Linked DNA regions of Mus musculus: all the other regions are linked to region 1. A link is a loop called in an ENCODE intact Hi-C map of the cell type or tissue named here. Cell type or tissue: heart. All regions are shown on one strand. Each heading gives the region's core, and the rest is flanking DNA. Links, peaks and the distances in the headings are about the cores only.

What was found. A loop is a pair of places that touch in the nucleus more often than their neighbours do. Peaks named below come from ENCODE experiments on the same cell type or tissue, not always from the same donor. Only the 100,000 strongest peaks of a DNase experiment are listed, where the experiment ranks them.
Region 2: it touches region 1 in a loop (3-fold over the local background); 13 of 42 quality-filtered maps call a loop at or near these places.
Region 3: a loop joins it to region 1, with 2.1 times the contacts of the local background. A loop is called at or near these places in 3 of 42 quality-filtered maps.
Region 4: it touches region 1 in a loop (2.2-fold over the local background); 7 of 42 quality-filtered maps call a loop at or near these places.

Annotation. Positions count from the first base shown.
Region 1 is chr6:31,186,274-31,194,463 of GRCm38, forward strand. All of the region lies in intron 1 of Lncpint (long non-protein coding RNA, Trp53 induced transcript), which reads right to left. Among named protein-coding and RNA genes, the nearest start is that of Lncpint, 28 kb to the right of the region's middle. In heart, for the core only: CTCF peaks have their summits at 2,975 and 4,501 (motif pointing right); DNase peaks (open chromatin) are centred at 2,938 and 5,548; H3K27ac peaks cover 1,370 bases.
Region 2 is chr6:31,450,148-31,458,337 of GRCm38, forward strand. Mkln1 (muskelin 1, intracellular mediator containing kelch motifs) reads left to right here. Exons shown (of 18, transcript NM_013791.2): 8 at 1,372-1,437. Among named protein-coding and RNA genes, the nearest start is that of Mkln1, 55 kb to the left of the region's middle. In heart, for the core only: a CTCF peak has its summit at 3,820 (motif pointing left); no DNase peak of the experiment used is centred there.
Region 3 is chr6:31,408,507-31,416,696 of GRCm38, forward strand. The region is part of intron 1 of Mkln1 (muskelin 1, intracellular mediator containing kelch motifs); the gene reads left to right. Among named protein-coding and RNA genes, the nearest start is that of Mkln1, 14 kb to the left of the region's middle. In heart, for the core only: a CTCF peak has its summit at 4,228 (motif pointing left); no DNase peak of the experiment used is centred there.
Region 4 is chr6:31,386,550-31,394,739 of GRCm38, forward strand. All of the region lies in intron 2 of Mkln1os (muskelin 1, intracellular mediator containing kelch motifs, opposite strand), which reads right to left. Among named protein-coding and RNA genes, the nearest start is that of Mkln1os, 8.1 kb to the right of the region's middle. In heart, for the core only: a CTCF peak has its summit at 4,381 (motif pointing left); DNase peaks (open chromatin) are centred at 3,852 and 4,362; H3K27ac peaks cover 963 bases.

The sequences.
Region 1 (8,190 bases), core at 1,768-6,767:
AATTACCAAGCTCCCCCATACCCCCCCACAGCGCCCCCCCCCCACGGCCTCACACATGGACGGACACACACACACACACACACACAGCCACCTGGCTCGGGAATCCTGGGAGGAAGCAGAGCACAGCAGCAGCAGAGGACTCGGAGGGGAGAATACTGCTTTATTTAAAGGAAAGTTTCAGGTACCTCTGTCTGTGGGAGGGAGAAGTCCACATGTCTGTCCATGAGCTACTCTCCTCCATCTGGATGGGTACTGGGGGAAAGGGTGATTGCAAGAGTAGGGACCTAACATGCTGGTTTGGAAGCCTTGTGTTTCAAGCAGAAAGCAGGGTGTTCTCTAGTGGCCCCAGGCTGTGGGCAGAGTTACCATGAAAGCCAGAGTAAGAGTTCCTTCCTTCTGAAGCTCAGAGTTGCAGCATCCCATCAAGAACTCAGAATCCACACACAGTTCCTCCCGTACCACATACACGTTTATACAACAAAGGTCACATTTACCAAGCATGCTAGGCAACACGGGTGACTTTCTCATCAAGGTTTTATAGACGTGAGCAGAATATTAATTCGGGTTAAATTAAGTCCTTAAAGGGACAGTTAATGGTTTTGTCATTCTTGAGCTACCTTCATATTTAAAAAATAAAGCCTGACATAGTAGAACAGAAAAAGACATGATTAGAGTCATTTAAGAGCTACAACGAATTCAGTGTTTAACTGTTAAATGAAGCATTTTCTTTAACAGCTAGAAAATGCAACACTGCGGATTATTTAATAATACAATAGAAGTCTTAATAAAAACAGTTAAAATGGCAAGAGTGAGGGGCTGGGAAGATGGCTCAGTTAATAAGAGCATGAGGGCCAGAGTTCAGATCACCAGACATGACAGCCAATCATGTTGATAGCCCCAGTACTTTCAGAGCAGGGAGAACAAGAGGCCCATGATGGGCAGACCCAAGGCTTCCGGCTCATCTCACAACATCTGTAACCTTCAGAAGACCTTGTTTTAATAAATAAGAGACCAGGGAGATGCCTGATGTCAATTTCTGGAGTCTACAAGCGCACACACACGTGTAAACATATGGATGCACATACAACATACGCACAAAAATATACAAAGGAAATGCAAACATGCAAATGACATCTCTGGGTGGTAACTTTCTATAGGAGATGTACAAAGAGAAACTGTCAGGATAAAGTAGGAGTCCATCAGTGTTCCTGGATATAAACAATAGACAAAAATAGTACCTCGTAATTCATGTTGAAAGCCATTTCATAGAATAGGACTAGCTTTCACTTAACACATGTTCATGTCTGTTCAAAAGACACTTTCTAAGAATAAGGAAATAAATCTTCAAGAGTTTTACAGAGAAAATTACAAGGTGGGCAAATGAAGAAATCTCCTCTTTGTGGTTTAAAGAGTCAATGTCCCTGCTTGAACCTGGACACACAGACTTTTAGTTAAAATCTCTACAAAGTCCTTCAAGGAGCATGGTAAACACAGCCCCCCCCCAAAAGCCTTTAATACCTTGAGGAGAAGTTAAGTAATATGCCTCCCAGAAATTATGGATGTATATTAAACAATGATAAATAAAATGTTAAGGACAGATAAAATGTCAGAGAACGCAGAAAAGTTCATTACTTTAAAGTTTCCTCTGTATCTGTTTTATGTACGTTTGTGTCTAGGCTGGGTCATGGGTGTGGAGGGCAGAGGACAACTTCCCGTGTCCTTCCTGAACTCTCCAAGGAGGCTGGCCTGGTCAGCAAGCTCTAGGAATCCATGCGAATCCATCTCCTAAGCACTGGGGCTACACCACCATTCTGGCCTTAGTTCTGGGGATTGAATTCAAGCCTTGCTAAGCACTTCATCAAGTGAGCTACCTTCAAGGCCCTTTCAGAAATATGACACAGCACAAGTGGAGGCACAGAGGAGGGAAGGAGGAGAGCTGCAGAGAAGGAAGGAGAGTGGGGTGGGGAGAAGGGATGAGGTTGGAGGGGAAGCCACCCACAGGATGTACTACTGTCAAGAAAGCAGCTGTCCTGTCCTTTTTACGAGCACACTTGGTTCTACCAGGAAACACAGGAAATAAGAGACCACCTGTCCTTAAGCAACAGAACACACAATTAGAATTTTAATAAGGAGAAGTAGCAAATACATAAAAATCAATGTAGTGTGGATTAAACTCTACAGAGTTCAGGAGATCAGAGTAACAGAGGTGAACCAGGGACTGAATAAGGGGCCAACTCAGAAATAGCGATAATTATGTCATGAAATGGTGATTTACCTTTAAAAGCAAAAAGGGAACCAAGAAAACACACAACTACATAGAAATACACCTCCATATCCAACGTCTGCCTAGCAGGGCCTGAAGGCCAAAGACAATTCACTAGAATATTAGTAGAATGCCTGTGGCCAAAACTACTTGTTTTCTTTGAAAACTATTTGTTTTCAATTAACACAATGGACTGGAGGAGTCTGTTCCATCAGCCACAGGATTAACCGTGCATTAAGAATCAGGATCTGAGCCGGGCAGTGGGCAGTGGTGGTGCACGCCTTTAATCCCAGCACTTGGGAGGCAGAGGCAGGTGGATTTCTGAGTTCGAGGCCAGCCTGGTCTACAAAGTGAGTTCCAGGACAGCCAGGGCTACACAGAGAAACCCTGTCTGGAAAAAAACCAGACAACGACAAGAATCAGGACCTGTATCCAGAGGCTCACCAGGGATGCCTGGTGCATCCAAGGAAGCTTACAGTTACCACTCTAAGAAGCAGGGGTTACCTAGCCAGAAATGCTCAGTTCCTTGTACTTACAATGCCCCGAATCGAACAGTAAGTGGGTTGCCAATTCAGACTGTTGCTCACCAGGTTATGAGATACCAAGCTCTTTAAACTAGCTCATCTGCACAGTGCTGGTCCCCCTAGAGTTGGTTGGTTTGTTTTGTTTTCCTCCTGATGAGCAGAAACCTGTGTGCCGTCAGGCCTCTGTGGCCTCCTAGTGCTGGCCATGGAGAACAGCAGCCTCTGTGTCCCTAGTAACAGTTCAGCAGCCAATGCTTCTACTACAACAGTGGGAGCCGACTCCTGCCCTCCGCTCCTCTTCCACATGGGTAATGGCGATGCCCCAGATGCCCCAGCTTAACGTCTCAGACACTGCTGGGTCACAACAAGCCAAAGCAGACAAGGAAGAATCATGTCAAGAGCTTCTCCATTGGCACTGCCCACCAAGATGTCACCTAACTAATGTCAAGGACCCTTTCTGTTCTTTGTTTGCTTCAAACAAGATTTTAATTGTTGTTTGTTCTTTTCTTGTGTATGACTTTGTCTTTATTGAAATCCTAGAAAATTCACCCACTATATTCTCATGACAAAACACTATCAAAAGCAATTAATACTTCTGCCTTGCAGAACACTCATGCTTGACTGAGCTCTTGCTAACTAGAACCCTGAGCCACACAAAGGAGGCTCCACTCCCAGCCAGACCCTAAGGCCAACGAGCTTTCTTGGAGGCAATGAAGACGCCACGGCTACTTGAGAGAAGTAGGCCAGAGAGGAAGGCCAGGTGCTGGCTACCAACTGCTACCCCCGGAAGACTTAGTCGACACAAAACATCAGTGTCTGTTTCACTGGACCACAAATAACATTCCAGACGTAAGAAGTTAGGTCGAGTTCGGGAGTGAGTGAGGTGTTAAGGTCATCTAGATTCCCCCAATCAATCATTAATTAAAAACAAACACAACAAAGTTATGATGGAGGAAAAAAGATAAGTTCAGATTCTCTCGCTGGGCTGTGAATAACGCGCTCCGTTACAATCTAAATGCCAGGCATTATGAAGTTTTATTATCATCACACGCACAAAGTTAAGCGGCGATGCACACAGGGTGGGGGTGTGCAGCAGAGGTCAATCCTGCCATGAGAAATCAAAGTTGGTAAATATGGAATGAGTTGGTACACATGCAGTGGCCAGAATGCCACTTGGCAGACAGCAATAACCCATTACCTTACAGAATGCAATGCCTGTGCATGCCTGATTGCAAAGCTGAGCCATGTTCCTTACGTCACACTTGTGAAACAATCATGTGACTTTCATAAACAAACAAAAATGACTTTATGTGTATGTTCAAATCATCAAGTAAACAGACAAAAACCAACTCGGTGTGTGTGTGTATTGATGCACAGAAAACCTGGAGAGGAAAAAACTCCACTCCAATTGTTTTCTCTTTCCTCATTCTTTTTCCATTTCTAAGTATTTGTTTTAGATGTAGTCCCTTTAACTATATTTAGAAAATGAAGCATGATTAAAAGTGAACTTACTGATTTATCAGAAAGTAAAATGTGAGAGCTGGGCAGTGGTGGGAAGGTCTCTGAGTTCCAGAACAGCCAGGCTGTCTTGAAACAATTAGAAGAACAAGAACAGGAAAAAAAAAAAAAAAAAAAAAAAACCTAATTAAAAAAAACAAACAAACTGGGGGTAGTGGGTGGGGATGTGAACTACTGTGCAGAAATCTACCACTAGATGGCACTATATGGGGCAATTTTAGAAAATACTGCATTATGAGATTCAAACTGTCAAATGACAAAAACGGCTTTCAGGAGGCAGGATATGATCAAAACAGTCCTGTTTTGTTTTGTTTTGTTTTTAGCTATTGTGCCATTTCAAACGCAGGTAAGGCTACTGAGAGAAAGCAATAATCAAGTTAAATATTTGCTAACTACTTTGATATACCAACTACTTTTCTGATATTTTTAAAACGAAAATAATTCTATCTCTAGTTCCCAAAAGAACAATGAAGTACAGAAATGTATTTCACTGCACTGTGGGTGTGGGTGTGGGGGTGTGTGGGGGTGTGTTTGTGCTGCAATCCATCGGCTTGGTTAAAGGGAACTACATTTCCCAGAATCCCCTTCCACATATGACTCCAGGCCAAGGTCAGTTAAGTATGTTTAGCCACTGAGTCATTTCTACCACTTCTTTCTAACTTGTCAAATTATTATTTAGTAGTTTTACTCATAAACCAGGCAAAGGTGACAGTCAACCATCAACACGGCTCCTGAAGTGGACCAGGGGATACCAGACCTAGAGAGGTTCAACTAGCTGGATCAGCAGGTGTTTATTACAAGAATGGGTGAGTTGAGTTACTGTCACTTCTCGATCAGTCTAAATCACCCCTCTAACTTCAAAGAAAATGGAAAGGAAAACTACTTGTCTGTTTCTGTGACACACAAGGTCAAGTTCTTGTTCTGCCCCTATTTTAAAGGGTTGCTTCTGGCTGTGCCATCCAGTCTGGGTGACCATTCCACACAGAGACCTCAACCCTTATGTCTAACAATGAACTTCCAACTAAGTCACTCACTCTCCCTGGGCTCTGAGAACAGCACAAAAGCCCCAAATGTGAACAAAGGACTCGTGTGCACTGGAGTTGCTGAGCCCTTTACAGCCACTGTTTGCTTTAGGCCTCTACCACCTAGGACAAGGTACCGCTTCCTGTTGGCACACGCCGGATGCAGATCCTTTCAAGGTCTAGGGCAGCAGAGAACCTTTTTCGAAGTTAAACAATGGTGCGTGTCAGCGCCAGGATCTGAAGCTGAGCAGGGCTCTACTGCAGCAAACACCAGATGACAGAGCGTCTCCACCTGACCCACGCGCTCAGACTATGTGAGAGGAAAGCCTGGACCTGCTTTTCTTCCTCACAGGTGTGTCGTGCGCGGCCGTGAAAGCCAGAGATCAGCCTCTAGTGTCCTTCCTCGATTACCAACCACCGTGGTTTTGGGGGTTTGTTTGTTTTTAAAATAAAGTCTTTTATTGGTGTGGAGCTTAATAAGTAAGTAGGCTGGCCAGCCAGTGAAGCTCAAGGACCTACTAGTCTTTACCTCTCTACAGCTGGAACTCTAAGTGTGGAACACCACCACCACCACCACCACCACCACCACCTCCACCACCAACACCTCCTCCTCCTCCTCCAACTTGTTACATGGGGTCTGGGTATTGAGCTCAGATCCTTGTGTCTGCTCAGAAAGGGCTCTACTCGCTAAATTGCCAAACTCAGCAATCTGGGTCTCTCTGTATGCACTGCCCACAAGCAAATAATAAGGCCTTATATAAGCATCTAATGCCTGCGTTTAGCATGTGACTAAATATATTGATTTTGAACATTAGCTGACCTATGACCTCTCAGAAACTGTGCCTTGTCCAACTGAAACTACAAAGCAGCCTGGGTTTCATAAGACAATGCAGACGCTGAAGACAAAAGCCAGTGCTAAAGCAGTGTCTGAAATCCATGCACCACAGAGCTGTGGTAGCTGCAAGACCCCAGCTACCCTGCACGATACACACCTGATAACTCAACAACTGCAGATACTCCATTCTGCCTGTCACACTGCCCCCCCCCCCCCAATTCCCAGTGACTGTGTGAACTTCAGTTCTGGCCCTCCTGACCCACTGTGGTTAAGGGAACCAAACCAGCCATGTTGTGAGAGATGCCAACTAGTTTGTAACTTTATAGGCCGAAGGCTGTGTAAAATGCAGTACCTCCCTGCCAGCCCTCTTGGGAAGGTTTCACACTTGGGTTCTGTCACCCTATCTAAATTAAAGACACCGGAAATGACAGCTAGGAAGACATTTTCTGCTCTCTTGTCTGTTATTGAGAAACACCTACTGAGTGCTGCGCAGTAAGTAGTAGACTAAGGATCTGTTTGAATGCACCAAAAGACTCACTGCCGTGCATCCTGAACACAAGTCCTACCCGTCTGTATATGTTTAAGCACAGCAATCTCATAGTGCTCAATTAGGAAGACAGGCCTGCAACCTAAGGGACTCTTCAGAGCTCCTCTGGCCAGCAATCCCTGGGAGGAACTCCATCTTCATTAGACCAAGGCTGAGTGAGCCCTCCTCAAGTCTGGGGTAGAGAGAAATCCTTTTCCTGTTGGGCCCCAGGAAAAGAACTTGCTGGTTCAAAGCCTTCTGCCTGCGGCTGTTGGGCCCACCACCTAAGCACTCCATGTCCTTTCTGGAAGCCTCCCCTTGCCAGAGGATTCCTGGCCTCACCCCTCTTCTCCTCAGTTTGGAGTCTTCTCACTACTCACTGAAAACTCAGGGCTTTTTTTCTGCCCAGAATCACCCACTCACCTGACTCAGACAGTCGTACAAGCTGCACACTATAAAAATAGCCTTTGCCATACATAGTGTGTGCAGCCTTCAGGCCTTCACACTTGGATACGGCAGCAGCACCTTCACACCGTTGGCTTTAGTCAAACGTCCTTCTTTGGGTAGGACTTTGAAGAGGAGAAATATTTTCAGAGACTTGAACTTAATTAGCTGCTGTTACAGTCTTCAGTAGAAACAGTTGTTTTAAAACTAGTTTTATACTAGCTGTTTAAAATGATACGAAGTCTCAACAAGACAACCCACTTTAAATCAGAATCTCTGTTTGCTAGTCACTTAGATACGGAAATACACGATCCACTGACAGATAAGAAATTTTACAACCTCCATCTTAAGTGGAGAGAAAGCCCTCATCTGTCCTCCATGATTGCTTGGAGGGAGACCGGAGGATAGCCGACACCCCCCTGGTTGCCTGTCAGTCATCTTCACCTTTACAGTAGGCAGGCCGAAACCAGATCCCTCCGATGGTCCCAGAGAACCACTTATCCTTATCGTTTCACAGAGCATCCACAGCAAGACTGAACCTGGCTGCTGGAACCCTCCCCTCCTTTTATCTCTTCCCAAAAAGGCCTTCCGAGAATAACTCCAATGCCAGCAGGAGCTTCAGACCACTGCTCTCTCCGACAACTGGTCACGGAATGCCGATAAAACTCCATCAGCAGGCCTCTCACAGGTTCCAAAGCAACACGCTGAACGGAGACATGCACACAAAGCTAGCTGCAAACTACACCAAAGACCCAGCTTCTGCCCAGAGGCCGTGGGGGAGCAAGCACAGCTCAATGAATGGTTCTGGGGACTCTGAGGCTCGCACACTCCAACAGCCTTGAATCCCACCGTCATCACTCTCAGATCTTCAAAGAGAAACAACTTTCACTGACACAATATATAGGAATCCAGAAAAAAGAGAGGGTTTTTCTTTTCTTTCTTTCCTCCCCAAAAGCAACCCTTCTACACAGCAATTCTCAGATTATACTTTTTGGCCTGAAACATAATTACTTGACTACTATTTGGTTAGCAAAGAACCTTGAACGTGTGTGTGTGTG
Region 2 (8,190 bases), core at 1,023-6,022, 260 kb after region 1:
GGAGATCCTTAGGGCCTTTATGTCTAATAGAGACTGGTTTGTTTGTTTTGATTTTCAAACTCAGAATCTGATTCAGAGTTGAGTCTTCTTCATTAACCCCTTATTTTTGTATGGTGGGATTCTTGTCACTGTATTGTATATTGTGTTGACTTGTCAGATAGAAGCAATGTTTTATTGCATAAGTTTACATTAAAGAAATCAGGAGGTATTCACTTGGTTCTTGTGGTCTTCATATGTTTCCAAGACTTTATCTTCCCTTGTGAGAAACCTTTTATAGCTTTAATCATTAATAAACATTGAAATTTCCTCTTGAAGTATGTTGTGTGAACATACTTATATTTTTATAGTCCTATGTAAGGTGATTTTATTTAGACACATATTTGCAAACAGATTAAATACGTAAAACACTTAATACTAAAAGTTAATTTCTTAGTATTTTTTTTTAATTTATTTTTGAGAGAAAACAGACTGGCTGGAGGAGAGAAGAGGGCAAGGCCTTAGTGATAATGAACGGCCTAGCTGTGACAAAGGAGAAAGAATTGTTGAGTACAGAGTAGATGAAAGATTTTGGCTTTGTTCTGGTTTCTGTATACAATCATATGTTTCATAGTGACATTTTGGTCAATAATGATGATCCCAGGAGCTTTTAATTGAGCTGAAAAATTCTTATCTAGTTTAAGTACTGAGCCTTTTCTGTAATTATGTATTTTGAAAAATGTAGACATTGTAGTTGCCTAAAGTTAATACTTAGTGTAGTAACGTGTTTTGCCATATGGCTAGGTATAAAATAGGCAATCCATGTAGATTTGTGTAAATATACAGATGTATACACAAAAACAGAATTCACCTAATAGTGCATTTCTCATAAAGTATTCCTTATCATTAAGTAGCTTAAAACTGTATAAAAGTTGACGTTTCAGTTATTTTATAGTGTTTCTGTGTAGTTAGTACAGAGTTAGATAATGTCAATTTACATACAAAAAACAGGGAAGTCTATTTGCCAAACTACTTTATTTCAACTAATGGGAGATTTATTTATAAAACTTTAGGCCTTCCATATATCAGATGTGATATTAGCATCCTGTAACCTTAGAGCCAAGAATGTAACTCCGTGGGTGAATCCTTGCTTATTATTTGTGGGGACCTGTGTTTGATCTTAAGCACATGTGCAGACACACTGTATCCTAGAATCCTGTAACTGTTTGAATATTTGAAACAAAAGTATTTTTTCTTTATGAATTCTTTTTACTTATTTGTAATATTTTGAAGGAGTCAATGTGGAATGCTTGTTACTGCCCTTTAGAGTGGGGTTACTCCTCTAGAATTCAAGGTTTTATTATTTCTTTATAGAAAATATATTTTCTTCTTCAGGCGATGGAGAAGATAACAGACCAGGAATGAGAGGGGGCCATCAAATGGTCATTGACGTCCAGACAGGTGAGTCCCGTTAGCAGCAGTCCGTCGTCATCCTAAAGCTGCGTGCTGTATGTATCAGTGCCTACATTTAAGATCGTTTATAAGAGTGGACACTTCTCTTTCCATTATGACAAGGTTAGATAGTAGTCACTAAACTGAGTAGCAAAGACAAGAAGCACTAAAACTTGACAGTGAGCGAGGAGGCTGCTGTGCTGATGAAGTTAGATACCCTAAGAGAAACTTGGCCTTTCAGTAGTTATAGTGTATAAACCTTTACTCTGTATAATGCCAGTAGTTGCTCAAACAGCATTTTACTTTTTTCTAAGAGTATTTATACCATTTTATTACTTTGTTGTGCTGCCTTAGTACTTGAGTAAAAATATTGTAGATTCATATTATTTTGTGAATAGTTAGAAAAATGCAGTTTGGAAACTAAGTCTGACTATTTTCAAAAACTATTAGTAATAAGACTGAACACTTTACACTTTGTTAAATATATAGTAACTTTAGAATTCGAGAGTACTGTTAGAGTCTTTGGAAAACTTTTCTTTCATCTTGCTTCCTAATCCGTGCCCCTTCTTGCAAATACTCGCCTGACCTACAGAAGTAGGCTTGAATAGCACGGGGCCTCTTAAGCGCTCGTTTCCCTGTATCAGGTTTGTTTATTAAAGAGGCAAATTGTATATAGACTGTTTTCTTGTTATTAACACATTAAGAGAAATTGTGTGGAGAAACCCCTTAAATTTCCTCAGCAAAATGCACTTTGTTCCAGTTTGTCAACCTTGACACTTAAAGCTGACCTTCAGCAGGCAGAAGCTCCAGAGTGCTTACTCCCCTGCTGTCTGTGGGAAAGAGACCATACGTGACAGGGAATGTGCACATATGAGAAAAAGATCATTTAAAAATAGGTTATGGAATTTGAAGGTGGAAAAGAAAGATTGAACTGATAGCAAATGTCAGGTCAGAACTTAGTTTTACAATGTCACTGAAGATTACATTTAGCAGAGGTTCTTCTTGGGAAGCTCAGAAGGTGAAGGTGTGGACATCTTTCCTACCGTAATCTGTTTTATGCACTAGAGACAGAATTGTAGCAGTTTCTAAGTGGGTTTCTCTAGTCTCAAGAGTTTATATGAGTTAATTGAGGTGTGAGCAGGGCTGGATGGAGTGCAGCATGGTGCTGTCTCATGCCTGTACTAGGCGTGTCAGTTAGGAGTAGGTCAGATACAGAATACAGTAGAAGTCACGCTCCTTTTCCAGCAAGGCTTAAAAGGGAAAAAACAAAATAGCCACAAATAGCAGTGAGTCATGTATGGAAATAAATTAAAAGCCAAGTACAGCTAGGCATAATGGTGTATGCCTGTAAAATAAGTACGTTTTATTTTGGCTTATTTGATGTGGTTGTATGCCAAAGCAGTTGTTCCTTCCCAGTGTTTCATGTACCTTGTTTTCTTAAACATTCAGGTTAATAGTTTCTAAGTTTCAGTGTTTTTTTCCAGTCAGTAGTTTGAATAGAAGCTTGCTTAATGCCAGATCCGAGGGTAAAGTAACCATAGAAGTTTATACTTAAATTTTAATATTTAATTGCCAAAACTTATTCCATCATGAACCATATTGTACTTTCCGTAGTAGCAGATAAATGTGATGCTGTGTCTTACTGTATCTATCGGTATGTTAATTTTATTAACTATAGTCTCAGAAACTGATACCTGTTTACTTAATATTCTTTAATTGTGAGTTGGGTTTCAACTGTGATTTAGGTAAAACAGGTTGTGTGAAAAGACGTGTTTTGTTTTTGTTTTTGTTTTTTAAGCATAGAATGTCTTATTTTAGGTTATTTATTCTTCCCGTGTAATTATTGCTGAATTTTAGGAACTTAAAGTATAAATCCCATGGCTGCCCTCTGAGTAGGTTATAAGACTCAGGTAACATATACCATTCTTTGATACCTGCAAAGAAGCTGGTGGAGTTGTCGCAGAGGCTCTCCATAACTTTCTGAACCCTGGACTACCTCTGTAGCAACCATATTAAAGTGCTTCAAAAAAAAAAATCTCAGTTCCCCTTAAGCTTTTTAATGACGTGAATAAAGTAGAGTTTGGGTTGTTAACTGCAATCAGACATTCATTCATGTGGCTACAATTCTGCCTTTTGTGCTATGTATGATTTGTGTTTGAGTGTGAGTGTGAGTGTCACAATGTGTATATGGAGGCCAGAGGACAACTTTGTGTAGTCAGGTTAACTCAGGGCATCAGACTTTATCCACTGAGCCACTTCACTGGCTCCTGCCTTCTTGTTGATACTTGATTTTGTGTCTGACTTTTTGGCTGTATCTGTTAGGACATAGTTGATACAGTCTATAGTTTCAAAATGGGCAAACTTGTTTAATTGTAGTGTGCCATCTTGTGGAGGTTTATGCAATCAGCAGCCTGATTTACTAAGTATAGTGGTAGATACTGCAGTTGAGTACTTGAAGCAAAAGCCTGTTTTACTATACAAAAATGTATACAAATGGTGTACAAAGGCCAAATTCTTTACTTGTTTTAACATACCTCCCTTATTTTTAATTCATGTTCAATGTGTAAATTATAGCACTGTAGATCCATGGTTTATTTGGTTCTAGTACTAAATGTTATATCCTTTGTACCCAAGAATTATAGTTTAATTGTAACATTTGTGAAATAGTAATTTGTGGATTGATTGGTGATTGCCTGAAATGGTCTCTTAAAGGAAATTGGCTTGAAATTTTGAAAATAGGCTACTATTAATCATATTGCCACCGATCTCTCTCATTCCCTATGTCTTTCTTTTCAGTCAGTTCTGCAGCAAGTTCAGATCCTAACCAACCCCTCTTCTTAAGGTTTTCTATAGTTCCTTCAGTGTTTGTGGGATTAAGTTTAAGCCCTGATCTAGTCACTGCCTGTCTTTTTAAACTTCCTGTCTGGCCACTACCTTTGTGTCCTTATTTTTTATACATTTTCTTTTATTTACTTATTTATCATATAGTTTAACTTCTTTGAATGCAATGTATAGGTCTTCACTGTGTCTTTATGAAAGGTAACCATATTTAGAAATTAGGAAACTAGTGGTTCAAGGACGTTTGAGGTCACACAGCTGTAGAGAGTGGAGATTGAAGCCTGACTTTGGAGTTTATGCCTTTAAAACACTGCTGTCACGCTGTCTCCATATCATTGTTACTCATTTTACTTTGCTTGAACAGCTTTTCTGTGCCTCGTTTACTGTGCCAGAACACAAAGCTACTCTTCCCCCAAGTCTGTGCTGTGTCCCTCAGCCAGGTACTCTTCTGTCCTAGATTGCCTGTTGTGCTTTTGCCTTCATATGGGACTTGGTCTCCTCTGCCCTGTGGTCACTTACATACCCTGTATAGTCACATCCAGATTGTAAGTTTTTCAAGGCTAAGGAACTATTCCAACTTTGTTTTCAGTGGTTTGTAAGTTCAAATCAGTGCTTTAATCTTTTCAAATAGATATTGTTGGAGTGCTAAGAGAAATTGATAGCCAGGATAGCCTATATTCCTTTAAGGGGAATACTGAACAGAAGATGGTTGCTGCTTGAGGAAGATTGTGTTCCTCAGGATATCCACGCATGTCGTTACAGGACTTGTATGTGTGGGCATGGACTTCCAGTAGGCCGGATTCCCTGCTAAGATTGATGCTTTTCCTTTCTTTTCTACACCGTACTTCTTTCCATAGTTCTCCTTAGATAGCTTCATAGTTTAAACCTTTTTATCTTTTATATATTAGTAACACTTTTTGGTATTTGTTTCTGGGTGATTTATCTTTGTGAAACTTAAGTGATTAGGTGATGTAATTAAAATTTTTTGTTATACCTCTTTTATTTGGGTATATCAAAAAATAAGTTTTTACAGAATTCATTTCGCTGTACTATTGCTTCAGTTGGGCCACAAAGCTTCCATGGACAGGAATGACATCTTGGCTTGATTCTGTTGGGATGTTTGCCCTGTGCCAGATTTTATTTTGCTCAGCTATCAATGAGGCTGTTGTGGAAATGTGGGCTTTCTTTGCTGTGAGAGTTTATGCGTACAAAGAGACCTGCTTTTCAGAAAGAACATTGAGAACTCAGAGCCTAAGAGGAAGGGTTATTAAAGTTAATGAACCAGGGTAACCTTATCCAGAGGGTGCCCAGAAGTACTATAAAACAAAAGGTCAATTGCTACTGCTATTTTAGTTATATGGTCCTCCTTCTACAAGCTTCAGAAATTAACAGGGTTAATTGCTGTTATAGTGAGGTCTTGGCATATAATCTTAAGCCAGATGAAAATTCTTTGATTTCTTCTTCCTGTAAAATTATGTGTCTGGACATTACTGTATGTCATTTAGGAAACAATGCTATTTAACTAATGATAATAGATTGTTTTATAGTTACGAAATAAGACAGATTTTTAGTAGTTTAAAATAATTGTTTTATAGTTTTATAGTGCCAAAGGGATTCCAGGTATTGGTTAGCTTGGATTCCAGTTCAGTAATACAGTTGTTACTGTGTCTGGGATTCTTAGAAGCTGAAAGGTAACTGGAGGTTTGTTTTTGTTAATTTTTCCTTTTTAAAAATAGAAATGTTCATTTTTGACAACTTTCAGAATGTTTTTATATAACTTAGATCTGGGGGATTCCCAACAGAGTTTTGTAATAAGATTAACAATCTCCTGCCATTGGTACCAGATACCTCCGAAAAATAGCTTAGGGGGGAAGAAAGTATTTATTTTGGTTCACAGTTTTAGAGGTTTTAGTCCATCATGGTGGCCATGAAGCAGAGGGAGGGAGGGAAGGAAGGAAGGAAGGAAGGAAGGAAGGAAGGAAGGAAGGAAGGAAGGAAGGAAGGGAGGAAGGAAGGAAGGAGGCAACATAGACAGGAAACTAAGAGAAGATACAACCCTTAAGAACACTGCTCCAGGGACCTACTTCTAGCTATACCCACCTCCTACAGTTCCTAGAACCTACTGAATTTGTGCTTCTTAGCCATGACCAAGCCTTTAGGAGTCAGCCTGTAAGGGCTAGAAGTTCAAATCCAAAATCTCTGCTAAGACTCAAGCTTTTAAAGATAGGTAGGTCTCTATAAAATAAGTTAGGTAAACTTCAAACATAAAATGACAAGAGTAAATATTTTCATTTCCAAAATGGAGGAACGGACTTACAGAAATGAAGTTTATAGCCTGTCTCCAGTCTCCAGGGTATGTGAGAGCCCAGTTCTAAGAGGGTTGTCTTCTCACCATTTGATGGTTAAAACTCACAGGGCCTCTCTTTAAGGCTAGCTTTTCTCATTGCCTGCAGCAGTCCTCAGTATAATCTCATGTTCCTGAAACATCTTAACTTCCTGGTGTTCATTTGTATCTTTGGCTTCGTCCCCACAGCTTCATGCATTTCCCTTGCAGGAACTCTATGTACACATTGTCTCACCTCTAAGCCTTTCTTTGAAATCTGAGTAGAAACCTTCATGATTTTGACTCTAGCATTCTATATGTCTGCAAAACCAGCATTAGGTAAACTACACCAAAGTCTGCTGACAGTGTAAGAGGGCTCAGGGTGCCTGGGTAGATCGGCATGGTGAAATCATCTTTGGGAAATAACTTCCTTTGGTGTGAGGTCATAGTGCCCTAGAGGCTCTGATTTCTCAATGAAAAGTCTTCTAATGTGTTTACTCTTTGCAGTGGATGGGCATCTGGCCAATTCCCAACATGTTCCTGTGGCATCTTTCCTATTGTCTCAACCTGGCTTCTTTTGAAATGGCACCAAGCTCTTCAGAAACCATGTCTTCATGTTTCAAACTTGTGTAGTTTTTCTAAACAAACAAAGGTTTTCAAATCTGTCTACACAGTCACATGGTCTTCTGAGCTCCATTGGGATTCCAGCTAAGCTCTCCCTCTGCCATCCTAGTTGTTCTCTAGGCTGTTGCCCTAAACATTTCTAAGCTCTTTCTACAAACCAAGTTCAAGGAACCACATGGCCTTGTTAGTGGCAACAACAGGCCTACTTCTCTGGAATCAGGTTTCTTCATTAGTCAAGGCCTTTTGTCACTGTGACAATACACCTGACAAATTTTAGGGGAGTTTTGTTCAGTGTAGGAAAGGGTTGGCAGAACTACTCACACAGTGGAGGCCAGGAAAGAGGACAGGCTGCCAGGGCAGCATAGTATCTAAAAGGTTACTCTTAGTAACCGACCTCTTACAACTAAGGCCTCCTCCTGAGAGTTCCACCAACTAGGACCAACTTCAAGAAAAGCCTTTGGAAGACATTTCAGTTTTGATCCAGTTAGCACTAGAACTCAACCTTCCTCCAGTGGACTGTTCTTACTCTGAGAGCAGGTGAAGCATTTATGGACATTTTACTTAGAAAAGTTGCTTAAAATTTGAAATAATATGAGAACATGACAAAATCTTAGATGACAGCCCAACTCTAACTAGAAAGAGCTTTCTAGTCAATTTAGATGATAGCTGCCATGTGTATAGTCTTAAAACAGACACTTCAATGGGTGAGTGGCTTGACGGTTTGTAATCAGTAGGTACAACATATTTACAAAGGGGGAGATACTTAACAAAAGGAAAGGCTTTATATAGGGAAGGATCTATGATATAGTGTTGTATAAAGGTTAGACTACACAGGGAAGAAGAATAACATGAGGAGGCATGGACGTTACTAGGAGCCAATGGGGAGGTTCAATGAGACAAATAATTTGTTACAGTAATAAAGTATAAATGCAGTAGACATTTCAGAGTGACAATATATTTATTTCTTAAGGTATTAG
Region 3 (8,190 bases), core at 1,365-6,364, 220 kb after region 1:
TGAAATAGAAGATAAGTGGTGTTTGGAAAAAGTGTGGCTAGGTACATGGACAGAGTTCAGTCTTTGTCCCTGTGATAAGAATTTAATCTTCTCTAATTAGTGAGATTTCAGTGAGAGACTGAAGGCAATTGTGTTCCCCTTTGGCAGGTCCAGTCAGGATAGGAAGCTCGTGGATATGGCAGAAAGCCTCTCTGTGTGCTGGGAAGGGTAAACTAACGTCCGAGGGACCTTGAGTCTGAAATGTGCTCTGTTGCCTTCTAGCCTGATACCTCATCTTCAGGCTGTTAGTTCTCAGCCCCAACACAGTGAAGTAGCTCTGCCAACCTGTGAATATGATCTAGTTGTGACTCGTTTAATTTTACATGAACAGATTTGTAGAATGACTTTAATAGCATATTATTCAATGACTTGGTTCGGAAACATTTGTGGAGATACTGTATACAGGGGTGGGTGAGATGGATGGCTCAGTGGGTAAAAGTACCTGCTACACAAGCCCATGGCCTGTGTTTGATCCAAAGAATCCATGAAAGGAGAGGACTGGCTCTCCACAGTTGTCCTCTGACCTGCACACACAAGTTATGGCACATCATGTTTCTCCATCATGCATGCATGCATGTACATGCACATAAATACATACTAATTATAAGTAAAAAAAATGCTTTAGAAGATAACAGATAAGTCTAGCTCTTGAAATTTTACTTGAAATCTATCACAAAAGGTTTTATGGTTGGTGGACTCCCCTGTGTTAAAGTTTAGTATATGGTATTGAAAATTTAAACAGTTTTAAGATAAGAATAGTTAATATAGTTTGTAACATGCTTGTGAATACTTTGGAGTATTTCTGAGGACTAACACTGAATAATACTTTCCAATATGTGTGATAGGACTTTGGTCTTGGTCAAAGATACTGTCAGCAGAGTGTGTTTTCAGTGAGTGAGTAGCTTGGGTTTGGTGTAAATTTGCTTGGCCTCTCTCTCAGTGCAGGTTAAGTTAGTGGGCTCCACTGAGGGAGGACATCAGCTCTAGAATGAAGGAGAGGTACAGTGGGAAGTGCGGTGTGATAGGACACTGAACAAGGAGGTATTCTGGTCCAGTCCTGGTGTTGACAATTCTACATGAGTCTGTTCTCAAGGATTTTCTCTATTCTCATACAATGTGAGCGGTTTAAGAGTTGATGGACTTTTGGAAAGGGATGCCATAAAGTTGATAAACCAGAAAAAGTGTCTGTGTTTCAGGTTAGCATATACTGTTATGGGTTTCATTTTGGCTTCTGCATGCATGTGTGTCATTAGACTTTTCTTTACATTTGTTCCCCCTCACTCCCCTTTCCTGGACTCTGTCTGGTTGCTACCTTTTTTCCAGTTAGCCTTACTTCTGCATCCTTGTTATAACTCATTTCCCTCTCTGTATCATATCGTTTAAGATGTTTTAGAATACATTTTAAAAGTCAGGCATCCTATCCCAGTAACACAGTAAATTGAATGATTGCCCAGAAAAGATAGTTTGAGGATTTGATCAGGTCAGAATTTGATTCTGATTCCCTTAGTAAGGACATCTACATATAAATGAACCTTGCAGGGAGACTGGAAATAGTTTGATCTCTTAAATATGTATAAACCCTTTGTATATACTGTTGTTTAGTCTAATACAAATGAATGTGTATCTAAAAGCTGTAAACCTTTCCTAAGTCTTTTCCACTTTTAATGCTTTTTGCTTTAGGTTGAAGCAGGGCAATTCTTAGTATAGGAATATATATGAGACAACTTTTCAGTTTGAGTTTTGACCACTGAGTTTCCCAGTCTGTCACCTGCATTGGAATGCCTATTTTCTGTCGTTGGCATGCTTTCCCCAGTGGTGACTCTGTTTGCTTGTGTGGAGTATGTATGCATGGTTGTGTCCCCAGAGTGCTTTGAATCCTTATGCAGGCTCAAACATGATCAATTCCATGGTGACAATAAGCTGAGTCAATTTTTCCTTGTACTACAGTGACCTTCTATTTGCATTCCAAAATGTCCAGTCTCTATTTACACTTACCTATTTCTCTTCTTATATTTCCTAAATTAAGTTGTTTCACTCCTAAATATTTCAATATGAATGAAGGGCACACCACGTTAATTATCTGTTGCCTCAGTAACAGTCTGCCACAAATTACAGCTTAAAACAATACATTTATTAAATGATACTTAAGTATCAAGGGTTTGGGCATGATTTAGAAGGGTCTTCAGCTCCAAGTCTCTTACAGGACTTCAGTCATGTTCTGCTTCGCCAGAGCTAGCTAGGGAGAATCAGTAAGAGCTAAATCACTTTTATGTATCTAGGGCTTAGAAATGGCACTACATTGCCATTTCTTTGTATTGTTGTTTGAAATAAGTTTAGGCCATCCTACAGTAGAGATAGGTCATATGAAGGCGTGAATAACCACGAAGACTAAATCATTTGAAGCCTTCAGAATCGCTCTGCTAGAGATTAGTCTCCTTATAGGCTTCACTGAAGACTCATGTAATTTCATATAAATATATAAAATAAATGAAAAGTTTTGCCTGCCTGTATGTATGTGTACCATGCTGCTTGTCTGTGGAGGTGGGAAGAGGGTCTCTGATCCCCTAGAGCTGAAGTTATGCATGGTTGTGAGGCACTTTGTAGGGGCTTGGGAACCAACCTGGGTCCTCTCCAAGAGCCACATGTACTTTTATCTTAGCCATCTGCCAGCCCCTGTGGTTTCAGAGTTTAAGCTGTACAGCTTAGCTTCGTATCTGTCCTTTAGCCCTTTTATTCCTTCTAATTTGAGTAGCCATTTTTATTAGTTTTTGGTTGAAGCAAATAAAAGCAATTAATGTGTTTATCTGTTCCTTAAGTATAGTATGGTTTGGTCTTTATCAATTGAAGGATATCTGGATTGCTTCCAGTTTGGGATTATTAGAAGTAAGGCAATTTTGAACATTTGTATGTAGGTTTTTATTTGCATATAAAATGTTATTTCCCTTGAATCAGTGTTTAAGAGTCTAGTTTTATGTTGTTGTTGTTGTTGGGTTTTTTGTTTATTTTGTTGTTGTTGTTTTTTGGTTTGTTTTTTGGGTTTTCTAGACAGGATTTTTCAATGTAGCCTATGGCCTCAAACTTGTAGAGATCCACCTGCCTCTACCTCCCAGTGCTGGGACTAAAGGCATGTGGCACCACTGCCCGGCGAGTTTAGTTACTGAATCACACAAAAAATACTTAAGAAACTATAATATACACCTAAAATGGCTGTACCATTTTACACTCACATTAGGGTACAGGTATTCCATTTTCTCTTGTGTGTGTGTGTGTGTGTGTGTGTGTGTGTGTGTGTGTGTGTAACATGTAAGAGTTAGTTCTCTCCTAATATGTGGGTCTTGGGGATTGAATTCAGGTCATTAGCCATTGAGCCATTGTCATCTGAAGTTTCTCTGAGTTGGTAATAGCCTTTGAGCCATCACTGTGTTTTAATTTTAGCTGTTCTGATAGGCAAGTAATGATGACTGGTGGTGGATGTTTGTGATGGCTATTGGTGTTGCACATGTTTTCATATGCTTATCTGCCTCCTTGGATATGCTTAATGAGTTCTTATTCATGCCTTGCCTGTTTTCTAATTGAATTGTTTGCTTTTTTTCAAAGCCTAATCATTGTAAATACTTGTATTATTTTAGATATCATTTTTTGAACATAAAATAGGTTCTTCCAGGCTGTATCTTCTCATTTTACCTTTTAACAGAGTCCTTACCAGAACAAGATTTTAATTATTTCTGTAGCCTGATTTTTGCTTTTATAGATTAGTGAGTTTTGTGTAGGAACTTGCCTAGGATTTAGAGAAAGGATAATTGTATATTGTGGGTAGTGATATGAGAAAGTCAGTCAGTCAGTCAGTCAGTCAGTCAGTCAGTAAGAACACGTGTAGCTGCTATAGAAACAGTACAGAGGCCTCTCAAAAACCTTTATGACCCAGCAGCCCTACTCCTGGGTATATAAAAGTCATTGCATCAAAGAGATACCCACACCCCTGCTTATTGCAGCACTAGTCACAGGAACCAGAATTATAGAGTCAGCCAAGATGTCCATCAGTAGATGAATGGATTTTAAAAACTGTGTGGGAACAGACATGGCTCAGTGGTTAAGAACATTTGCTGCTCTTGCATAGGACTGGAGTTTGATTGACAGGTGGTTCACAGTCATCTAGAACTCCAGACTCAGGGCTTTTGTGCCCTCTTCTGGCCTCCAAGGCATACACACAAATGGCATTCATATATACAGGCATGCATGTATACACACAGATTTTGTTTTCAAAGATTGTGTGTGTGTGTTTATGTGTGGTGTATGTGTGTCCATGAATATATGTGTGTGACAGAGCAGGGGTTAGGAAGAATACTGTTTAACCATAACAAGGATGCAATCCTGCCGATGCATGACTGAAACTTCAGGGCATTATGTTAAGTAAAGTAAATTAAGTATAGAGAGACAAATATTGCAGAAGCTAAAGACATTAATCACATAATAGTAGATGTACAATAGCACTTAGTAGAAGCTAGGAAGGGAAAGCAGTCACAGGGTAAGATAAGCAGTACGCAGATACAATTGCTATAGTTCTCTTATGTTACAAAGTTGGGGAACTAATCCAGAGCCATTAGTTGTACATTTCACAATAACTAGAGGAAGATTTGAGTTCCCAGAATCATAGGGAGTTGATATTTGAGGGATGGGAGTTCTGAGTACTCTGGTTTGGCCATTATACATTGTATTTGCACAGAAATTTGATTTGTAATGTGGTCACATAAGTGAGTATAAATGTTATATGTTAATTAAAAAAATAGAAACCAGGGAGCTGGAGAGATGGCTCAATAGTTAGAAAGAGTGTTTGACATTCTCAGAGCCTGTAACTCCAGCTCCAGAGAATCTGACATCCTCTTTGGTCTCTGCAGACTCTTAGACATACATACAGGCAGGCAGGCAGGCAGGCATGCACGCACGCACGCACATGGGCACACACACACACACACACACACACACACACACACACACACACACACACACTCTCTCTCTCTCTCTCTCTCTCTCTCTCTTTCTCTCTCTCTCTCTCTCACACACACACACACACACTCTCACAGCATACTCTCCCTAATGAGCCCTCCCTTCCTTGGAGCTTATTTTCCTGTTTCCACTGTTGCTGGAAAGAAGTGGCAGGGACTGGGGGCCTAGGAAATAGGTTGGGCATTGAAGCCAGGAATGGAAGCCACTCTGCTGGTGGCAATGGAACTCCTGTTATTTCCTAGCTGCTGCCAGCCAGGCCACTATTGCCTCCTTGTCAAGGTTGTCCAGCACCCTGACTCTGAGCAAGAAAGGACAGCTAAACCCACAAAACCCCAAACTGCCATGCTTGGTGATCTGTAAGTTCTGTTTTACATTTGTTTGTTTGTTTTGTTTTTCCCTTCCTCTTGCTTACCCTAGCTAGAGGTTTGCCGTTTTTTTTGTTTGTTTGTTTGTTTTGTTTTTAAGGACTCAATCTCTGGCTTCATTCTTTTTCCTAGTTCTCATTTTTAGTTTGATTTCTACTGTAATTTTTGCTTTACTTTTTATTTATTGTGATATTCATGGTTACATTTCTTTTTTTGTCCTAGCTCCTTAGGGTGGAAGCTTAGGTGATTGATTTTACAATTTTCCTAATTTCCTTGTACGTATTTAACACGTCTGCTAAGTGTTATTTTTATGGTATTGCACCGTTTCCGTAAGTTTCGTTCTTTTTAAAAAAAAATTAGTCTAGTTCGATTTATTTCTGTGTTTACCCTGAGGCTTCCTTGATTTGTGTATTATATGGAACTGTGTTGTATATGCTAACTATTTTAAGATTTTTCTAACTGTCTTGTATGAATGATTCTAATTTAATCCCATTGAGGTCTGTGAGCTGTTCCTGTTACTGACACGTTTTCCTGTGGTAGTGAGTGCTCCTGTGTGAGTTGAGGAGAATGCTCTTTGCTGTTGGTGAGTGTTCTGTGTATGTCAGTTACATCCAGTTGATTGATAGTGCTTTTTAGCTCATTGGTGTTCTGAGTTTCTGCCTCCTGAATCTGTCAGTTGCTCAAAGTGAGAGGCTGGGAATCTGCAATTATAATAGTGCTTCTTGCAATTCTGACAATTTTTTCCTCAAGTATTTTGACACTTTTTTTTGTTTGGTACAGTCACATTAAGAGTTGTGTCTTCTTGAGGAATTGACACATTTCATCAATGCCCCTCTGTCCCTAATGATTTCCCCTTCTTAAGTAAGCCTGATTTGGATCTGGCTGGTCTGCCTTCTATTTAAAACATGCTGCATCTTCATCTGTTTTTTTTTCACATTCACATGTCCTTTATTTATTTATTTATTTATTTCATTTTTTTTCGATTTTTCATTAGATATTTTCTTCATTTACATTTCAAATGCTATCCCGAAAGTCCCCTATACCCTCTCCCTGCCCTGCTCCCCATGTCCTTTATTTTTATGTGGGTTTCTCATAGGTGATGTATTTGAGCAGTTGTTTTTCTCATCCATTCCAATATTCTCTTTAAGTTGGTTTATTTCAGCCATTTACTTACAAACTGATTATTGATATAATTGGATTGATATCTGCCATATGTAAAACTGTTTTCCATTTCATACACTTGTTTCTTGCATCTTTTTTTTTTCTATCTCTGATTTGAAATGAGCCTCCAGTGTGACTTTATTTTCTTTTACATATTAATTGCATTTCTCTTAAACTCTTTAGTGCTTGTGTTAATACAAGAGTATATTTTGTACACGTCTAGAGGGCTAGAGTCCACAATGGCTGGGACTGCCTGGAAGCAGGTGGCAGGGACAGGAAGCTGAAAACTCATACCTTGAACTGTAAGCTTGAAACTGGGAGAGCAACTAGAAGCAGGCAAGGCTTTTTATTCTCATAGCCGTCCTCCAGTGACACACTTCCCCCAGGAAGGCTGCACCACCTAAACTGCCTCAAATAGTGCCGTCCACTGGGGCTGGGCTGAAATGCCCGAGACGGTAGATTTAGATTTTCTCATCCAAACCATCACACTGCTTAGCCTAAAGTTTGTTAAATACGTTTATAACTAATCTAACTCTAGCTTTAAATAATAGTAAACTGCTTATGAGTGGTATTGACACTGATTTTCAGAATATATTTTATTCCTTTCTTGTTTGACTGTACCAGAGGGCCATAGATTAGGTGGTTTGTAATAGGAAATGTATTGGATTACAGTTTTAGAAGCTGAGCTATTCAAGATTCAGGAATTAACATCTGGGAAAAAGATCTTTTGTGGGAAGCATCCCATGGCAGAAGGGTAGGGAAGGAAGTGAGGGTGACAGAGAACTCTCCTTATCCTTCCTGAATGAGCTCAGTCTTGGTATGCAGGATATGTGACAAGATCAAAACAGTCAGGCGTCTACTTTACCACTGCTCATCTTGGGAAGTTCCCCGAACCAAAAATGATATTGATTCTTTGGTAGTTTCATACCTGTGTGCATTGATCTTACACACCCCAACATGCCAACATGCTCCCAACATGTTCTCTTCCCATCTTTATACCTTCTCCTTTTTAAAGAAACAAAACAAAACAACAACAACAACAACGAAACCCTTACTGAGTCCAGGTAGTAGTACCAACTAGAATATGGACTGATGTGCTTGATTCTGTGCAGATAATCAGGTAATCATCATTGCAGTGAGTTCATGGGTGTAGCAGCCATGTCATGCCCAGCAGACTGCATTTCACAGGTTTCCACCCCATCCTTCAACTTGTACATTCTTTCTACCCTTTCTTTACTGTGTTGCTGGAGCTTGGCAGAGAGGGGAATAGTTGTCCCACTTGAATACTTGACAGTCACTTTTTCTCAGTACTTTGACCTAGTTATGAATCTTTGAATTAATTGTTGCTTCCTATAGAATCAGCTTCTCTGGTCAGGGTTGAGAGCAACACTCATCTGTGGGCATAAGCCAATATCTAGAAGGCATTTTGGTATGGGTTGCCCCACCCCTCACAGCCACCCCCATGGCCTGTGACCTCCAGATCCCTGGATTTTTGACCAGGTTTACAGTGCCAGTCAGGGCTTAGAGCCAACCAGAAAGTGGTTGGTTATTCCATAATCTTCACTCCATCACTGTACTCCATCACTGTAAGAAGTGGTGGGCACTTCTTACCTAGTGCGTT
Region 4 (8,190 bases), core at 1,731-6,730, 200 kb after region 1:
ACCATGGGCAAAGTCTTTCTCTTTCCTTTTCTGGGGTCTTTGGAGAAAGAAACCTATTTTTAGTACTTATCTGCTCTTAAGATTAAAAATAATGTATCTTGTTGAATAATAAAATTACAAATGTCTGACGATGCCTCTGTGCCCCCCCCCCTTTTCCAATTAAGGAGCTTTAAAGGGAAAAGCTGGCGAACTAGAACAGAGGTGTGCGCTGTGGGTCAGGGGAGAGAGCAGAGAAGGTTAGTGGGAGCTGCAGGAGGACAGACAGACAGCAATGAGGACAGACAGGGAAGTTAGGATAGAATGGCACTGATGAGCAGAAGGTAAGATGGAGCCAGGGCAGGAAGAGAGGACAGGGAAGAGAAAATGGGCAAAGTGGGGGAAGTACAGGGGAGACTGAGGCAAGGAGACTGATAGCTGGAATCTAGCCTGGTCTACTCAAGCAGGTGCTCTCTGTCCTGTCTGTCTATCTGTCTATCTTTCTCTTGTCTAGCATGCACACATAGATAAATAAATAAGGCTAAGCCTGGTGGTCCATCCTATCCCAGTGCTTGGAAACCTATGGCAGGAGAAACTTGAGTTCTAGGCCTTTCCGAACCACACAGTGAGACCTTGTCAACAATAAACTAAGAACAGCCGGGCGGTGGTGGGACACATCTTTAATCCCAGCACTCAGGAGGCAGAGGCAGGCGGATTTCTGAGTTCAAGGCCAGCCTGGTCTACAAAGTGAGTTCCAGGACAGCCAGGCTATACAGAGAAACCCTGTCTGGAAAAAACCCAAAAAACCAAAACAAACAAACAAACAAACAAAAAAAGATACAGAAGCAGTACTTAAAAAACAAACAAACTAAGAACATACATAAACCAGTAAATTGGGGAAAGCAAACAAACACACACACACAAACCAGAAAGGAGAAGCACAGACTTAAACTGGAGGATTTTTATTTTCCTTTTAAAGCACGTGATGGTTAATATTGTTAACGAGGTAATCTAGAATCACCTGGGAGATGGCCCTCTGCGCATGCTTGTGGGAAGACCCTCCACTGTGTGTGGCACCATTCCCTAACTGGACCCTGGAAGTGGGAGCTGGGCACTAGCGGGCTAACTTTACCCTCTCCTGACTGCAGATGTCACATGATGAGCTGCTTTCAGCTGCTGCTCCCCTGACTTCCCCAGTGTGAGGGACGGTGCCTCGAACTGTGAGCTAAAATAAACCCTTGCTTCCTCAAGTTGCTTTGGTCAGAGTATTTTATCACAGCCTTGGTGAAAGAAACTGAGATAGGTGGGGTGGCACAAGCCTTCACTCTCAGCACACAGTAGGCAGAGGCAGGCAGATCTGCCAATACAAGGCTGGCCCAGTCAACACAGTGAGTCCCAGGCCACCCCAAACCACAAATAATAATAATAATAATAATAATAATAATAATAATAATAACAATAATAATAATAATATAATGATGATGATGAAACAAAGACAGTATATGTCTTATGAAATCAGCACACCCCAACCTAAGCTGGATAAAATTAAGCAGAGGCCAGCGATTCTCAACCTTGGTGCTGTATATTTAGTATATGGCATCACTTTAAATTGGTTATGGAGTTGGGAGAGGTGGTTTCTAAAGCATTACTTGTAAATATGCAGGAAGAACATAAATTGTGGTTTTTCAGGGATCAGCAAGATAGCTCAGTAGGTGAAGGAACTTACTGCCAAGCCTCACACACACACACACACACACACACACACTAATTTAAAAATTATCAACCTGATAAAGTCTTCAATAAAAACTTGCATTTGAGCAGGGTATGGTGGCCCACGCCTTTAATCCCAGCACTTGGGAGGCAGAGACAGGCAGATTTCTGAGTTCAAGGCCAGCCTCGTCTACAGAGTGAGTTCCAGGACAGCCAGGGCTACACAAAGAAACCCTGTCTCGAACAAAACAAAACAAAACAAAACAAAACAAAAACTTGCATTTGAGGGCTGGAAAGATGGCTCCTTGGATAAAGGCACTTGCTGCCAAGCTCCCCTCTCTTACTCCCCACCCCCAACGAATAATTAAAAAAAAAACTTGTAAGCATGAAAAATCTACAGAAATTTGTGTTTGAGGGCTTGGCAGCAGGACTCATTGGTAAAGGTGTCAAGCTTAATGACCTGAGTTCAATCCCCAGGACCCACAAGGTAGAAGGCGAGAACAACTCCTATAAGTTGCCCTGGGGCATGAGATGATTCAACTTGATTCCAAGACCACAAGGACATCTAGTATCTTATGGACATTGAATGCCAGTTCAACACAGACTGATCTGGAATGTGGTAGAACCAGGAAATGTGATTCCTCTCCCTCTCCCTCTCCCTCCCCCTCCCCCTCCGGCTCCCTTCCTCCCTCTCCCTCTCCCTCTCCCTCCCTCCCTCTTCCCTCTCTCTCCCTCCCCCTCCCCCTCTCCCACCCCCCCAGTGTGTGTGTGTGTGTGTGTGTGTGTGTGTGTGTGTGTCTATGCGCGCATGCCACTGTCTGGGACGTTCTGGATATCCCTGTGTCCCCTCACTCTCTGACTTGCCCTCTGGGTTCTCCTCTCTAATGTGAAGTTGTCCAGAATTATTTTTTTATTACCAACTTTCCTATCACAGTCATTCCCCAGTTTACTGTTTTGATATCTGTAGATATAGATGTGTGTATGCATATATGTGCACACATGTATGCATGTATGTATTCCCCACTGACACCGATACTAGCTTTCTGGAGCCACGGCTCCTAATCTGGAAGAGATTTCAATATGGTGCCTTTTGTATGAACAAGGAAGGGTTGTCTTGACTGATTCATGGGTGCCAATTCCTATGGAACTATAGGATTATTGTGCTATCTAGATGATTCTGCTCTGGTCTATTGATACCCATCATTAGAAATATGACATTTGAAACAAGATTACATCCATCACCAACATCACTACTACTACCACATATAGTTTTATACCAACCACTTCTGAACAGACATAAGCCAGGCGTATCCTCTGTACCTGGTACATGGGAGAGGAAGGGTAATTGCTTACTTCAGTGAATAGATGGAAGTTTAACAAAGCAAGGGAAGTAGAGCCAACTAGATGAAAGGGGGAAATTAGGGAAACTAGTTATGCCTAGAGTTTCACAGAACCCAGGCTATGGCAGGGATCGAGGGCACAGGAAGAGTGTAGCTTCAAAGCTCCTTGACCTTGGCCATGACAACCCAGATGGATGGAACACTCTTCTGCTGAGCCAGTTTCCCGCCCCCACCCCCAAGGCCTTTTGGTTCCAAACATACTAAGAATCAGTGTTAATTGCTCTTTTGAAATATCGTTTTGTCCGCTCCATTCGGATGTGGCAATTTGCAAAGCAATCTCCAGCAGTTGACAGTTCGTCCATAGCTGTGTGGTATCCAGACATTTCCTGGGACTTCTGCCCACCTCCTATGCAGCTGGCAGTGTCTGCCAAACCAGGATATGTGCTCAGCTGGGATTAACTTGGAACCAAGTGGCGCTTTGTTGTGTCTAAGATTTGTTTAAATTCTGCAAAGGTGAAGGGCAGTCCTACTTAATCCAAATAATAAAAGCGAAATTTAAAAATTAGGACTGAGGATCATAGCTCAGCTGGGTAAAGTGCTCATCATTTGCACCAGCAGGAGGACCTGAGTTCAACCTCCAGGAGCGAATGTGAAAAAGACAGGAGTGGTAGTGCACATGTAATAATCCCAGCACTGGGAGGGTGGGTTGCTGCTGGCCAGGCAGCCTAACCTCCTTGGTGGGCCCCAGGTCGGTGAGAGCACAAGTCCCAAAAAGGCAAAGTGGAAGACACTTGAGCTGACCTCTGGCTTACTCATGCGCACATGTGTCCATGCCCGCCCTCTCCAAATTAAACATTAGCAGGTGCGTGAAGACTGCCTGAGTCCACACTGGGCTGATAAGAATTGTCGCTCTGACAGGTTCAAGGACAAGGTCAGCAGGCTGGTGGCTGGGAGCCCAGGTCAAGAATCTGTATTCTTTGTATGATGCCCTCTAGATTTATGCTTGTGGGAACTGGGAGAGTAAAGTTACTGGCTGTTTCCTTTTGAAGCTCCTTCCTTTTGGCCAGAGAGATTCTCAGCTCCTTCACACTTGGCTTCAAGGTCGTAGCCTAGACCAAAATGTTTACAGAAAAAGCTAGGCACTTATGAAGAGGACTCTCTGCCAGCTCCTACACTCCCAGTGCCTGGCTCCAAACAAGCTCAGCAAACCAAGGAAGGGATAAAGTGGCCTCTGGAACCAAGAATTTTTAGGTTTGATTGCCAAAGGGAAAGCAGATGCATTCTGCCCTACTTCCCCGACCGCTGACACAGATGCTGCTGCTGCTGCCATCTCCTGGGAGAAGACAGGCCTGGCCTAAACTTCACACCTGATGCCTATGTCTAGGTTCACCCCTGACTCAGCTTAAGGCCCTGCTGGGCAAAGGCTGAAATACGTTTGCCTTAAGAAACAAACAACCCCAAACTACCTACTTAATCAACAACAACAAAAAATATTACACTTGTCCTTTTTGCATTTCTTTTGTTCTTTTTGGACAGCATTTTGCTTAAAGAAATGAATTCAGGGCTAGGGAGTACAGCCACCATAGAAAGGGCTTGTCTAGTATGCTCAAGGTCCAGAACTCCACTCCCCAAATTGGAAAAAGCAGGCTTCATAACTGTCAGTTTCCGGACTATCAGAGGCTCCTCCTCTTAGCTCTCTGAACCCCGAGCCCGATGGTAATGGCGAGGATGCATACACACTGGCTTTTAAAGGAGAGAATACATACAAGCTTACTGATCCTCGATGTCCAAGCATCTCAGTTTACTTGCCAGGCGATTCTGAGAGTTGAGATAGCAACGGGAGCTCCAAGTATTCAAGACATGGTCAATGGGAACACGATCATGCTTCCAATCTCCCTGGGGGGATTTTCTTTAGTATCTTAGTTTCTTTTCCTGCTGCTGTGATTTTTAAAAAGGCAAACTAGTAAAACAAACAAACTCAAAACTAACAAAAGCAAGTCAGAGGAGAAAGGGTTTAGCTCAGCTCATACTTCAAGGGTACAATCTACCCCGGCAGAGAAGCTGGCAGTTGGCCACACTAGACCCAGAGTCAGAAAGCAGAGAAAGATGAGTGCTCATCTAAAGTACTCAGCTCACTTTATAATTTTATTTAATTCAGAGTTTCTACCCATGGAATAGTCTCCCTTATAGTTGAAAGGGTCTTCTGCAGCTGGTGAGATAGCTCAGTGGTTAAGAATAGTTATTTTTCTTGCAGAGGACCCAGTTCAGTTTCCGGAATCCACATAGTGGCTCATAATCATCTAGGAATCTAGTTCCAGAGTGCCCAATCCCTTGTCTTCATAGGCTCAGGATCATCTTCTAAAGCAAAGTGCATGCATTCCAACATTGACAGTCCCTAGAGCCCAACGGTTCTCAGCCTTCCTAATGCAGCCATCCTTTAATACAGTTCCTCATATAGTGGGGACCCCCATCCAGAAAATTATTTTTGTTGCTACTTCATAACTAATTTCACTGCTGTTATTAATTATTATGTAAATATTTGATATGAAGGGTATCTGATATGCAAACCCTGTGAAAGGGTCCTTCAACCCCCAAAAAGGCCGCCAATAACAACTACAAAGTCTCTTAACTGTGAGTTCCTACAAAATAAGCAAGCTATATACTTCCAACATAAAATGGCCAAGAGTAAATATTCCTATTCCAAAAGGAAAGAATGGGGGCACAGAAAGGAGTGACTGGGTCAAAGCAAGACCAAAATCCAGTAGGGCAAACACCAAATCCTACAGCATTGTGTCTTGCATCAGAGGCTTGTAATACAATCATCTGGGTTCTAAATGGGCTGGATGGCTCCACTCCTCCAGCTCTGCTGCCTGTAACACACATAGCCTCTCTCTTAGGCTGGCACCATTCATCCTGTCAGCTCTCATTGGCAGACATCCCATGGTCCTAGTTATCTCTAGTGCCCCCAGGTCACCTATATAGCCATGTGCACTGGCTTTCCCGGGCCTCCTGGTAGGGACCCTGACTCCCGCACATGCTACCTGGCCTCAGTGGCTCTGCAGTATCAGTGCAGATCAGGACTCCATGACTGCTTCTAAGTTTTCATTTTTAGTGGTTCCAAACCATGCAGATGCTGCTGCCAAATTCTGCTGCCAGTTCATGATATAGTCCAGCCCCCCCGTACCACAGACATGGCAACATCTGTATGCCTTCTGGGCCAGCTTTGGTGAAATAGTTCCTTAGGTGGTTGTGTTAGACCTTCATGAGTTGGAGCCTCTGAGGGTCTTGTTCTCAGGGACCCTTTCTCCGTTATCCCAGTGCAGGGCGGGAGGCTCCTCCTCTGGGCTGCCGTTTTACTTAATGGTTACACTGTTTCCTCATTACTGCCCCGGATGCTCTCCTAACTTGAACTTTCCTCTGATAAACAAGTTAATTTATTAACTTTAAGTTCAACTTCATACAGGTTCTTAGTTTACAGTCAAAATGAAGCCAGATTCTTAGCCAAAATATCACATGAGTGGTCCCTGGCCCAGTTCCTGGTAGAGTCTTTGGTTCTCTCTGATAACTCATGAGCTGGGCCTCCACTGTCTGTGTTTTTTCAGCACTCTTGTATTCTAAGGGCCCGGTTTCCAGCCTTCCAGGGCTCTTTTTAGTCCTAAGTGCCAAACTCTTCCACATCCCACCATTTCCAAAGGCCTAGGAGCCATGTGGTCAGGTTTATCCAGCAATGACCCCACTCTTGGCACCACTTTTCTACCTCACATTCTCTTCCTGTTGGTATAAAACACCCTGACAAAAGCAACGTAGGGGAGAAGGGTTTGTTCTAGCTCACAGTTCGTAGGGACCTAAGACGGCCTGAGCTTGAGGTCACACTGCACCCACAGTCAGGAAGCAGAGAACAATGGATGCTAGGACTCTGCCTGCTTTATTCAGAGTATGCACTTCAGAACCCCCACCTAGGGAACAGTCTCCCCACATCCATCAACACAATGGAAATAATTCTCCACAGACAGTCTCAGAACGTGGCCTTCATCTGCATTATAACATACAGTGCACTGGGAAGCTTTCCTCCCAGGTGATTCTGGATTCTGCCAGGGTGACAATGCCAACCATCACACTGACCAAAATTTGAACTGACATCCTCTATGTCTTTAATTCTGTCTCGTCTTTAATTTTGTGGAAAACATAATTATAAATTGTCAAGAAGAAATTCAGAGGGAAGCAGGAGACATGTTTCTTGGTACTTAGCATAAGCCTATGATAGGGGATTTGAAGAATAGTCACATAAATATAGACATATATAACACACATTTCTCAGGAAAAGCCTAGGAAAAATCGGGGGTTTGGGTTCTAGGTGCACACCTGCAAATAGCTCAGTTGTATAAATGTCTTAGGTGCTTCCATCTGTTGTATACTACTGTAAAAGGACATTTTTCTTCTACATCAGAGTTTGCTTAGAAGACAGCAAGTTACAGCCGGGCATGGTGGCGCACACCTTTAATCCCAGCACTCGGGAGGCAGAGGCAGGCGGATTTCTGAGTTCGAGGCCAGCCTGGTCTACAGAGTGAGTTCCAGGACAGCCAGGGCTACACAGAGAAACCCTGTCTTGAAAAACCAAAAAAAAAAAAAAAAAAAAAAGAAGAAGAAGAAGACAGCTAGTTGGATATTTTGTCATGTTTCACCTGTTCTAACCTTCAAAATTTGTCATTGATCTCTGAGTGGCCCTGGTAAGCTAAAACAAGAACCTCAGAGGCCTTTATATCAAGATTGCTTTCCTTAACTATTTTATTTTAGTCTTATTTTAACCAATCATGTAGAGCAATGAGTATATTTCAGTCTTCTTTCAAATATGTTTTAATCTTTAGCTATGGTTTGAATGTTATATCCCCTCCAACATTCATGTTGAAACGTAATCCCCAATTAAGAGATGGGGCTTTTGGGCTGGAGAGATGGCTCAGCGGTTAAGAGCACTGACTGCTCTTCCAGAGGTCCTGAGTTCAAATCCCAGCAACCACATGGTGGCTCACATCCATCTGTAATGGAATCTGATGCCCTCTTCTGGTGTGTTTGAAGACAGTGGCAGTGTACTCATCGAAATAAAATAAATCTTTAAAAAAGAGAGAGAGAGGGAGATGGGGCTTTTAAGACATAGTTAACTGTAGAG